Regions from separate parts of the Homo sapiens genome. Here region 2 is linked to region 1. Evidence: chromatin contacts called from ENCODE Hi-C or POLR2A ChIA-PET data. All regions are on one chromosome and are shown on one strand. Each heading gives the region's core, a stretch centred on a gene start or an enhancer-like site at or near the end of the contact. The rest is flanking DNA. Distances are from core to core; before and after follow the strand shown. Region 1 overlaps NTN4 (netrin 4). Region 2 overlaps NTN4 (netrin 4).

Region 1 (5,485 bases), core at 1,268-3,767:
ACAGTATAACAACTATTTACACAGCATTTACATTGTATTAGGTATTATAAGTAACCTAGAGATGATTTACAGTATACAGGGGGGTGTGCATAGGTTATATGAAAATACTAAGCCATTTCATATAAGGGACTTGAGCATCCATGAATTTTGGTATCCTCGGGGATCCTGGAACCAATCCCTCGAGGATACTGTGGATGGAGGAACAGGGACAACTGTAATCAATTTAAGTCTCAGTGTCTTCATTTGTAAAATAGAAAATATAGCACATAAAGCTATAACTTAGCACATAAACATTGCTAAATTACCTACCACGAGGTCTGGTCCATGACAGCCATTCACCAAATGCTCATTCTCTTCTTTATGCACCTTCTAATTTTGTCCAGACCTTCTGAAGATTTTGATATTTTCTAATTGTTTGCTTGATTATTACATGTCCTCATCAAAAGTAGAATGGTATACTATTTATTTATTCAGTGAATTACTGCATTCCACTTTCTTCTTGGAAGACATTTTAGAGAATTTCATGACCTTGTCCACTTCTCTTCCCAAATGTGACTGATTTTTATTATCCATCAATTTGTAAAGTTTTGGCTGGGTGTAGTGGCTCCAGCCTGTAATCCCAGCACTTTAGGAGGCCAAGGTGGGAGGATCACTTGAGCTCAGGAGTTCAAGACCAGCCTGGGGAACATAGTGAGACCCTGTCTATACTAAAAATAAAAAATTAAAAAATTAGCTGGGCATGATGGCACATGCCTGTAGTCCCAGCTACTCAGAAGGCTGAGGCAGGAGAATTGCTTGAGCCCAGGAGTTTGAGGCTGCAATGAGCCATGTTCATGACACTGCACTCCAGCCTGTGCGATAGAGTGAGACTCTGCCTCAAAAAAAAAATAAAATAAAAAATAATCGTAGCTTCTCTTTTTTTGATGAATTTCAATATGTGTTATTTAATCTTTTTAAAGGATTGCCTTAGTATGATTATTATGTTATGACATATCTATTTTCTCTATTTCTCTCACTTCTTAAACTCTGGTTTTACTTCTTGGATTAAAAAAAAAAAAAAAAGCTGAGATTAAAGTTTCCCAACTATTACTGCCAAGTTACTGTTCTATTTAAAGTGTGGTTTCCACAAACAGTTACTTCATATTGATTCTATGCTGGAATCATTCACAGTTGCTTTCAATATAAAACAAGGATGTCTATGTTGTTTATATGGTATAAAATGAACTCACGTGACTTTGCCAAACCTACAATTTGAAAGAAAAAGCCCACAAGTTACTATTTGAAGAGACCTCAATAACCTTTGGGAAGGAATGGACTGGTTCACAGGCACGAGAATAAACAAATGAAAGGTGCTTATGTTTTCTTACATGTGTAATTGTGGTAAGGTATTCTGGATTTAATTAGTGTAAAAATTGTACTTGAAAGATAGACTGAAATGGAAGCATCACTATACAGGAGGTAAAATGAAATAACTGTTTAAGAGAGATCAGTGCAAACGGAAATGCAGAGACTCTTCCTGAGAGCATCATGAGAAGGGGCTATTTGAGTAGAATGTGAAGAATGGCAATAGAGACTGAGGCAAGAGAGTCATCCACCCAAAGCACCTGCATCTCCAACAGCTGAGTAGTTTTCACCTAAGCCAGAAAGAAGGAAAAAAAAAAAAAGATCTGGATGATATAACCCTTTCTTTACAAAGATAGCTGGTTCATTTGGGTAGGTAGCCATGAAACCAGATGCTATCTTGGTAAATGCTTGGTTTGGGTTTTAGGGCAGAGAGACCAAGTTTATTTTTATTCACTCTGTGCTAAAGGGCAATTGACTACATTTATTTTGGCCCATCAGGGAGGAAGGAAGGGCATGCCAATCTTTCAAGAGGTTGTTTACTTTGACAGAGAATGAATTCTGCTTTCTTTTCCATTTTCTGATTTTCCTTTTAATATGGAGAAAGACTATGTAATAGTTTAAAATATGTGTCTTGGCATAAAAGTCAATAAATTTATTGTAAAGGAATTAACTGGTTGTTTCCTAAAAGGAGTTAATTCTGTTCTACAGGCATTTCTTTAAACACCTGTTTCAAACAGTGTATTCTTCTAAAGTGAGGATTTTTTTTTTTTTTTTTTTTTTTTTTTTTTTTTTTACTTAGGGTCTCAGTCTGCCACCCTGGTTGTGTAGTGCAGTGGTGTGATCATGGCTCACTGCAGCCTCAAACTCCTGGGCACAAGTGGTCCTCCTGCCTGAGCCTCCTGAGTTGCTGGGACTACAAGTGCATACCATCATGCTCAGCTAATTAATTTTTTTTTAAAGAGAGCTTATGCTAGAGACAAGACTGCTATAAGCAGTGGTTTTCAAATGCTGAGCCAAGAGGCCAAAAGGCTGAATCAGAGTCACCAACGATGCTTTTTAAAGGAATGCAGATTTCTGTCCGGACGCCCTGTTGGAGATTCTGATTCAGTGTATTCTGGGCAGGACTCTAAGATTGCACATTTTGAGTAAGTGCTCCCTGGTGATTCTGACCCACAGCCAGGTTTGGGAACCAATGACTTGAGGTGAGAGAAGTGGGGCTGTGAAAGTGGAGGCAAGACCTTGTCCAAACCGTTCTACTTTTGACTCAGAGTCTGAGTCTGACTTCCTGATGAAAAATGACCTGAGAGTTTGAAACTGGCCGTGGTGAGAATGTTTCAACCACAGAAATTGCTAAATGGTGTGAATCAGGTCAGGGTTCCCTCCCACCACGAACCCTGCCGCAAAAGCCAGTACACAATTATCTAGGAAGGTTATTCTCTTTTTTCTTTCTTTCTTTTTCTTTTCTTCCCTTTCTTTTTTCTTTCTTTCTTTCTTTTTTTTTTTTTTTTTGAGACAGAGTCTCCCTCTGTTGCCCAGGTTGGAGTGCAGTGGTGCAATCTTGGCTCATTGCAACTTCTGCCTCCTCGGTTCAAGTGATTCTCCTGCCTCAGCCTCCCAAGTAGCTGGGACTACAGGCGCCCTCCACCATTCCCAACTAATTTTTGTATTTTTAGTAGAGACAGGGTTTCACCATGTTGGCTAGGCTGGTCTTGAACTCCTGACCTCAGGTGATCTGCCCACTTGGCCTCCCAAAGTGCTGAGATTACAGGTGTGAGCCACCACCCCTGCTGTCACATTTTAAAAATATGCCTGCTATAGAAAAATCTACCTGTGTTATAGGTTACCAAAGTCACATAGGTGACTTTAAAGGTTTCAAGTGAGTTACTCTAAAAGAGACTATCCACTTTTTGAACAGAGAGATGAGATTCCTCAAAGTACCTCAGTACACAGTGAGAATTACATTCCCCTTTTTCCTTCTGTGCCTGAGCAACGAGTCACTTTGAGCCTCCATTTCTGTTCTCAGCCCTAGGTTCAGCTGGAGAGATTCATGTTTTCCCTTGTGTTTACAGACCTTAAATGCACTGTCCTTTCAAAAATTTTTTTTTCCTAAGCTGTAGAAATAAATTCAGTTTCAGTGATCTCCCCAGTCTTAAAAAAACAAACAACATCCCTGGAATCCTCAGAAGTGATTTCTTGGCATGGTAATGTGTAGTTGATTGTGCTGGGTCCAACAGTAGACTCTGATTAAGGTTGAAATAAAGAGGAAGTGAGAACAGGGATGATTTAATTGCTCACAAGAAATAAATCTATTGGCTAGAAGATTTGGTTCAGGGCCTCGTTTCTTCAGGTTTGATGAATTTATAACCATTAAGTAAAAATGTACACATAAAACCATAGCATTTAGCATGGTGCTTCTCAGGAGAGTGGGAGGAAAAATCTCCTAGAACATTCGTGGAACCAGTAAGTCCTTGGCTTAACCTGGCAGGAAACTAGCTACCTAACTGCAAACAAAACCCCAAGATTAATGCCATCAATATTTGTTGAATGAATCAACATGCCCAGGTACGTATTTTATTACATGTATCATAGATGCTGTGAGGAAGAACATCATCAATTTGTTTCATTTTCTAGATCAACTCATTAAAAATGACTGAGATTAGAAAGCTGGACAAACTGGCTGGGCGCGGTGGCTCACGCATGAAATCTCAGCACTTTGGGAGGCCGAGGAAGGTGAATCACTTGAGGTCAGGAGTTCGAGACCAGCCTGGCCAACATAGGGAAACCCCGTCTCTACTAAAAATACAAAAATTAGCTGGGTGTGGTGACGAGCACCTGTAATCCCAGCTGCTCGGGTGGCTGAGGCAGGAGAATCATTTGAACCTAAGAGGCAGAGGTTGTAGTGAGCCAAGATTGCGCCATTGCACTCCAGCCTGGGCAACAGGGAGAGACTCCGTCTCAAAAGAACAAAAAAAAAACAAAAAAAAAGAAAAAAAAAAAAAGAAATCAGGACAAACTGTATTTCAGCAATTTTACAGGAAAAAACAGAAACAGCCATCTAAGAAGTAGGGAGGGATCTTTTCAAGGAAGTCTTCCCTAAATTGTCCTCACTCACCCCCACACTCTCCCTAAGGCACTTGCTGTATCTTTTTCATTGCACTTTCCTCTTGTAAAATGGGTGGTAATAATGTTACCTACATTGAAGTGCTTTAGTGAAAGTTAAAAAAGTGAAAACATACACAGCCCTTTGAATAGTGACCAGAAAATAGTATGCACTCAATATACGTCAGCAATTACTATGATATTGTCATCATCATCACCACCACAGAGTACTGAAATGATCTATTATTATACATTTCTCCTCATCTAGAATGTAACATCTCTTAGGGAAGATCTTCTGATTTTCACAGACTTAATGTTGGCACAGGGGAAGCACTCAATAAATGTTTTCTGAACTAAACTGAGCTACAACTTATGTGCTTCTAGTAAATTTATCTCAACTGTTGCTTCAGGTTTTCAATGGTTTTTTTTTTTTTTGGTTTTTTTTTTTTTTGAGACATAGTCTTGCTCTGGAGGCTCCCAGGCTGGAGTGCAATGGCGCAATCTTGGCTCACTGCAACCTCTGCCTCCCAGGTGCGAGCGATTCTCCTGCCTCAGCCTCCTAAGCAGGTGGGATTACATGTGCCTGCCACCATGCCTGGCTAATTTTGTATTTTTAGTAGAGACGGAGTTTCACCATGTTGGCCAGGCTGGTCTCGAACTCCTGACCTCAGGTGATCCACCGGCCTTGGCCTCCCAAAGTGCTGGGATTACAGGTGTGAGCCACCACCCCTGGCCCAGTTCTAACTTTTGAGAAGATAAAAACTGGAAAAGAAGAGAGAGAAGAAGAAAAGGGCTGTCATATGTTCATTGCTGGCAGTCCAATAGACTAGATTGCCCAAGCCTAGTTAATATTATGTTTATGATTATTTCACTGATAGAAATGTAAGGTTCATTATTTCCTTGGTACGCATTTGTAGGCTCTAGCACTTGGAAATGGGGAACAAATATATAGAAAAAAATCTTCTAGCGTGTGTCTTCCCAAGTAAAGTCTTCATATAGATATGGCCAGTATAACAACATTTTCCAGTGTGTGCTATAGAAC
Region 2 (5,727 bases), core at 2,514-5,013, 40 kb after region 1:
AAGGACAGATAAACAATGACACTAATTTTTCATCATCTCCCTATTCCTATGTTGCTATCATTCAACCAAACACCTACTGAGCACCTACTTCTGGCCCAGGTAATACACTTGGTCCTGAGGATACAAAGATCATACAGTTCCTCAGAGAGTTCGTGGTCTCCTGGGGGATGCAGAGAAGTAAAAATTCAGAGGAAAGCCCAGGAGATGTGTGAACCTAGAGGAAAGAGAGTTTAACTCTGCCTTAGGTGAAGAGGGGGTCAGTCCTCTTCATGGAGGAGAATTTTTATTCATTCTGCTGGCTGGACAGCAAAGATACCAGGCATAAAATCGAGGTTCTTATTTTTCCAACTTTAAAATCTACTCCACAATGGTCCCCATTTACTGTCAAAGCTGGCTTGTGTGTGATAATACCACTAATATAATCATGCCATCCTCTCACTCCTGCTCACTTTACACTTTATATCTGAAGGTCACAGTACTAAAAACTGGCATGGGTGTTTTCCAAGGAATCTGGTTATCAGGCTTGACTACAACTCTAAAACTGAAGATTAAAAGACAAGTTAACAGGCACTTTATAGGATGAGTATGGAGTCGGAGCTGTGATGGGCAGAGGAAAAAATCAGCAGCACTATGTTAAGCATATACCAACCAATGCCCAAAGCTGAAGGTAACTTATGATTTGTTTTTCTTAGGGGAGGACTTGTTTCACCTACCATGTGGAATGTTCCTGGGGCCTTGACAGGTCTGAAGCCATGAACAGGTATGCATTGATCAGCGTGGCCATTGCAGAAGCAGCTGCCCTTGACAATGAAATCATAGATTGCATAGTGTGTAAAATGTTGAGGCTCTTCGTTCAGGTCATTTCTCTGACAGGGACAAGACTGTCGTTTCAGCAGCTGCACGCGAAGGTTGGTGATCTTCAGCTGCTCCTGAACTTTGGCACTGTAAGGGTTCTCTGTATCGTATGGTGGTGACAAAGCTTTGAAAATAACCTGTAAGGAGAAAGAAAATACCATGCGTTTATAGGACTGTGCGCAAACCCTGAATTGTTTGCCTAATGTAGTCCCTGTTTGATTTATGCCTTATGTCATCTGTGAACGATAAGATAACAAGAAGTTTTTAGACCTTGAGCACACCTGGGACAGAGCCGCCCTGTTATTCTAAGGAGCAGATGTGCTGCCTGTTTGTACACAGAAGTATACATTGAGTGACCAGCAGAGACCTGACCCTTGAGATAAAGGCAGCCATACAAAGATCTTGCCAGGAAGAGCATTCTGGGCGAGGGAAGAGCAAGCTTAAAGGCTTTGAGGCAGAGTCAAGCTTGGCTTGCTCAAGGAAGAACAACGAAGTCAGTGTGACTGGAGACCAGTGAACAAAGAGAGAGTGGCTGGAGAGGCGGACAGAGAGCAGGTGTGAGATAGACATGAATGGAGCCCTGTGGAAGTCACAGTAGAGTTATGCTGACTGTAGCGGAAGCCACTGGGACACTGTAGGCAGAGAGGTGATATCTGATTTACCTTGCCTAAAAATATAACTCTCTCTTTTTGGATATAAAAGTATCACCTTAGAGATCAATTTCATACCAAAAGTATGAAAAGGAAAGAATCGACTGTGTCACATGTCCAAGGTCTACTGGTACAGACCTGTCCTCAGTGAAATATAACTGTGGGGGAGAGGGTAATAATTCAGCAGACATTTGGCCTCTGCAGCTCATGGTCTAGCCAGTAGCCAGAGTGGTTCTCTATAAACAGAGATTGGATCGTGTCACTCCCTTGCTTAAACCACCCCCACCTGAAGACCTCCCATTCTCCTCAGAACAAGATGCAAGGTCCTTATAATGGCTCTGCCTGGTTTCTGTTCTTAGTACTTATCACCATCTGACATTATATTTGTAGTGGTTTAGTGATTTACTATCTTCCCAGTCCAGACCAAAAACTTCATGTAGGCGGTCACGTATGTATCCCAGGACAGTGGCTGGCACATAGTAAGTATTCAATAAATTTTTGGTAAACAAATTAATTAATTTAACATTGTTCTTGGCATTTGTGTAATAGGTGAGAATTCCAAATAACTTCCTTATGTCGGGTCTAAATTCATTCGCATACTGAATTTCACGTTAAACACCAGTATTATGACAATAATAAGAAATAACGGATTAACCGGTATTTGTATTTCTAGCTATTTTTGAACTTTTAAAGCTTAAACAACATTGTATCTTAAACTCAAACCACATTCTGTCCCATTTATCCACATGCAAAGTGGTGGAAGGAAGCTTATCAGAAAATAAAATTTTCCAACAAACAATATGTCATATATTCAAAAGTCAGTACAGAAGTAACATCTTTTTCTTTTAACAACAGCTAGAACATGATTTTCTGTTTCGAAGCATTTTTTAAAAATTGAATCCATTATGGGCTTTATATGGAACTGATTCTCAACGTGACCTCCAAACACTGACATTTCTGTTAGACAGGAAGAACCCTTGCTCTAAATGATATCAGTAAAGTGCTACCTCCTATTTTATCAACCACAGTAATGCAAGGACATGGAAAAGGACACACCAGTGCTAACCAAGTAAGAGCTCCACTGAAAAGTCTGTGGTGTCCTTCTCCTCGTTATCTGCCCACCCTTCCTTTTCCTGAGCCTCGGTGGCAACTGTTTGGTCTCTCTCTGTCTCTGCCACGTATTTACCCTTGACATTTACCCTAGTTCCCTCTCTCACCCCATTCCATCTCCCCCTCACCCTCAGAATTGTTCCGCACAGGCAAAGCCAGAGGAAGCTCTGTCAAGGTCTGTAGGAACTTTGAAGCTCTTCTGCTTCCTGAGCCCAGACAGTGGGAGCTGAATGGCGGCTCTGTGCTTGGTGTGCATGACACCACAGTTGGCACGCGGATATCAGTAGGGAAGGGACATCATGACCCCTGAGGCTGTGTGCTGGAAAGGAGACAGCAGAGTGCCACAGACACAAAAGTGAACGGGAATTTAAACCATGAAATCTTTTTTCCAGAAAGGAGACGCCTTAATCTGATACCCTGGGAATGGATCTACCCTGCGTCAGGAAACAAAGAGTCCGCCAGTACAGATGCTTCCAACTTCTGGCAGGTCGCCCTTTGGGTCCCACCCAGTTTTTCTTCAAACTTCCCCAGAAGAAGCCTGTATGGCATGAGTGAAATGAAGTAAGAAAACACGTAGAAGCCCTCAGGATAGTATCAGCCTCTTCTGTGTTTTGTTCCCATAAGGAAGGGAATGTATCTATAGGCCCATCACTGATCCTCTGTCTACAACTGCCTCTTAATACACACTCCCAACAAGATATATTAATATTTAGAAAGTCAGGGATTGCGCTTTTTGACCAGGTTCAAGCATACTTCAGTATTTCTGGCTCGTTAGTGCTATTGGCCAGGACTTCATGATCTCATTTTTTAATTAAGAACTTTTATTATGTTTTGGTGGTTAATATTATGCTCATTACAGAAAAATCGGTCATGCAAAATATTAAAGATAATAAGTACCTACAAAGTGATCTACCTCCAAAGATAACCAGGGATGCCAACTTGATAATATCTTTCTACTTAAACTTCTGTATGTATGCATACATATAAAATACAACATAAACATCTTTATATACCTTGTGAGTATTCTTCCAAGTCACTAAGTGTATCTCTACATCAGAGGTTCTCAAAGAATGGTTCCCCAGACCAACAGCACCCCTAGGGAACTTGTCAGAGATGCAAATTCTTGGACCCTATCCAAGATCAACTGAATCAGAAACTCTGCAGGTGGGGCCCAGCAATCTGTGTTTCAACAAGCCTTCCAGGTGATTCTGACACATAACAAAATTTGAGAAACACCGTTACATAATTTTAAAACCTGCTTAGAATTACAGTGTGTGGCTATGACATAATTTATTTAGCCAGGCTGCTATTGTTAGGCAACTAGGTTGCTTCCAGCTTTTCAGTGTAACCCACTGCAGGGAACAACCTTGTAGCTAAAATGTGGATGTACAGACAGTAGTCCGCCCTTATCCTCCGGGAATGACTTCCAAGACCCCCAAGGGATGCCTGAAACTGCAGACAGTACTGAACCCATAGAGACTATGTTTCTCCTATACATACATACCTATGATAAAGTTTAATTTATAAATGAATTATATATGATATATAATTATATATTTATTATATATTAAATACAATTATATATAATTCATTTATAAATTAAACTTTATCATAGGTATGTATGTATAGGAAAAACCTATAATGTAAATTATGTATAAATTATATATATATATATATATATATATATATATATATATATATATATATCTCCTCCATGCCAACCTGGAGGATTGTTATATCCTCTTGATGAAGTGACTGTTTTATCTATGTATGTCCCTTTTTATCCTTGGCAATATTCTTTGATCTAAAATCTACTTTGATAGTAATATAGCCACTCAAGCTTTCTTTTAAAGTGTTTAATATATATATATAAAAATTATATATAATTTATAAATTAAACTTTATAATAGCACAGTAAGAGATTAACAACAAATAATAAAATAGAACAACGAAAAATAAAACAATTATAACAATACACTGTAATAAAATTTATGTAAATGTGGTCTCTCTCTCTCTCTCAAAATATTTACTGTACTCGCCTATTTTTGGACCATGGTTGATGGTTACTGAAACCACGGTAAGTGAAACTGCACATAAGGGAGGACTACTGTAATAATTTCCTGAAGATACATTTCCAAAGCTGAAATCAATGGGTAAAGGAAATGCATAATTTAAAAAATATCTGACCCTCTGAATGAATCATGGACCCCTTCCTACCTAACCTTTGGAATCTTCACATTTTCCTGGTCTTGCCTTATTTCTCTAAGCCTCGAATCCCTTGAACTTTGCCTGAGGATGGGGATTCTTGGCTCAGGCTCTGCCATTTCTTTGTGCCCCAGTGTAACAGAGAAATCCATACAAAGTCCTGAACAGGTGAAAATGACCTATATGATCTTTCTATTCTAGAATACTCATAAAAAATTCTCAATAAGAAGATGGAAAATTAGGCTAGGTGCGGTGGCTCATGCCTGTCATCCCAGCACTTTGGGAGGCTGAGGTGGGTGGATCACAATGTCAGGAGTTTGAGACCAGCCTGGTTAACATGGTGAAACCCCATCTCTACTAAAAATACAAAAATTAGCCAGGCATGGTGGCGTTAAAAAAAAAAAAAAGCATGCTATATGTCTTATTTATGCTTTGAGATGAAAATTTAAACAGAGCATCAATACAGTGTGAACAGAATAAGGAATAAATATTAGGTACATAATAGTCAAGGAATTCTTTGAGAATCAAACTCATATCTTAACATATTGCTCCATGCCTAACATTGTATTGCCTATGTTGAATTATAAAAATTTGTAATAATAAATGTGATCATATTTTTAAAAATTCTTTTTAGCTGCTAGCTTGAGGAATAATATTCAAGGCCGTCCTGTGGACTCCCTTGGAACTCGTTCCTTCCATGATGGCACACTTACACTGTTCTATTGTTGTTGCCTATTTACTTGTCTGTATCTCACATCAGACTCAGTGCTCAGAGGGCAGGGATCCTGTTTGTCTGGTTCACAGCTGTGCTCCCCAGCATGTCCCACAGTCTCTGGCACATTGTAGCATTTCATAATGACTGCTGAATGAATAAATGAATCAACTATTTCTCCAAGTATCATTCTAA

What was found. A loop is a pair of places that touch in the nucleus more often than their neighbours do. ChIA-PET counts read pairs that join two places held with the same protein, here RNA polymerase II (POLR2A). Pooled maps may share reads with other maps.
Region 2: a loop to region 1 is called in a map of ascending aorta, with 2.1 times the contacts of the local background. The contact joins two enhancer-like sites. A Hi-C loop is called at or near these places in 7 of 168 maps with a recorded cell type or tissue (Calu3, ascending aorta, heart left ventricle and 2 more), 19 of 37 single-sample maps with no recorded cell type and 11 of 50 pooled maps. POLR2A ChIA-PET finds 5 or more read pairs at or near these places in 7 of 52 experiments (A549, AG04450, Caco-2 and 4 more).

What each region holds. Positions count from the first base shown.
Region 1 is chr12:95,697,979-95,703,463 of GRCh38, forward strand. The region is part of intron 5 of NTN4 (netrin 4); the gene reads right to left. Among named protein-coding and RNA genes, the nearest start is that of NTN4, 90 kb to the right of the region's middle. RefSeq lists enhancers at 2,344-2,413, 2,464-2,513. Within about 2 kb of position 2,518, at least 6 of the 41 ENCODE cell types and tissues checked have a DNase peak (open chromatin) inside an H3K27ac peak, as active enhancers do; they include ascending aorta, where a contact is called at or near this core.
Region 2 is chr12:95,737,153-95,742,879 of GRCh38, forward strand. It overlaps NTN4 (netrin 4), which reads right to left. Exons shown (of 10, transcript NM_021229.4): 3 at 714-992. Among named protein-coding and RNA genes, the nearest start is that of NTN4, 51 kb to the right of the region's middle. RefSeq lists an enhancer at 3,652-3,796 and a cis regulatory region at 3,724. Within about 2 kb of position 3,764, at least 11 of the 41 ENCODE cell types and tissues checked have a DNase peak (open chromatin) inside an H3K27ac peak, as active enhancers do; they include ascending aorta, where a contact is called at or near this core.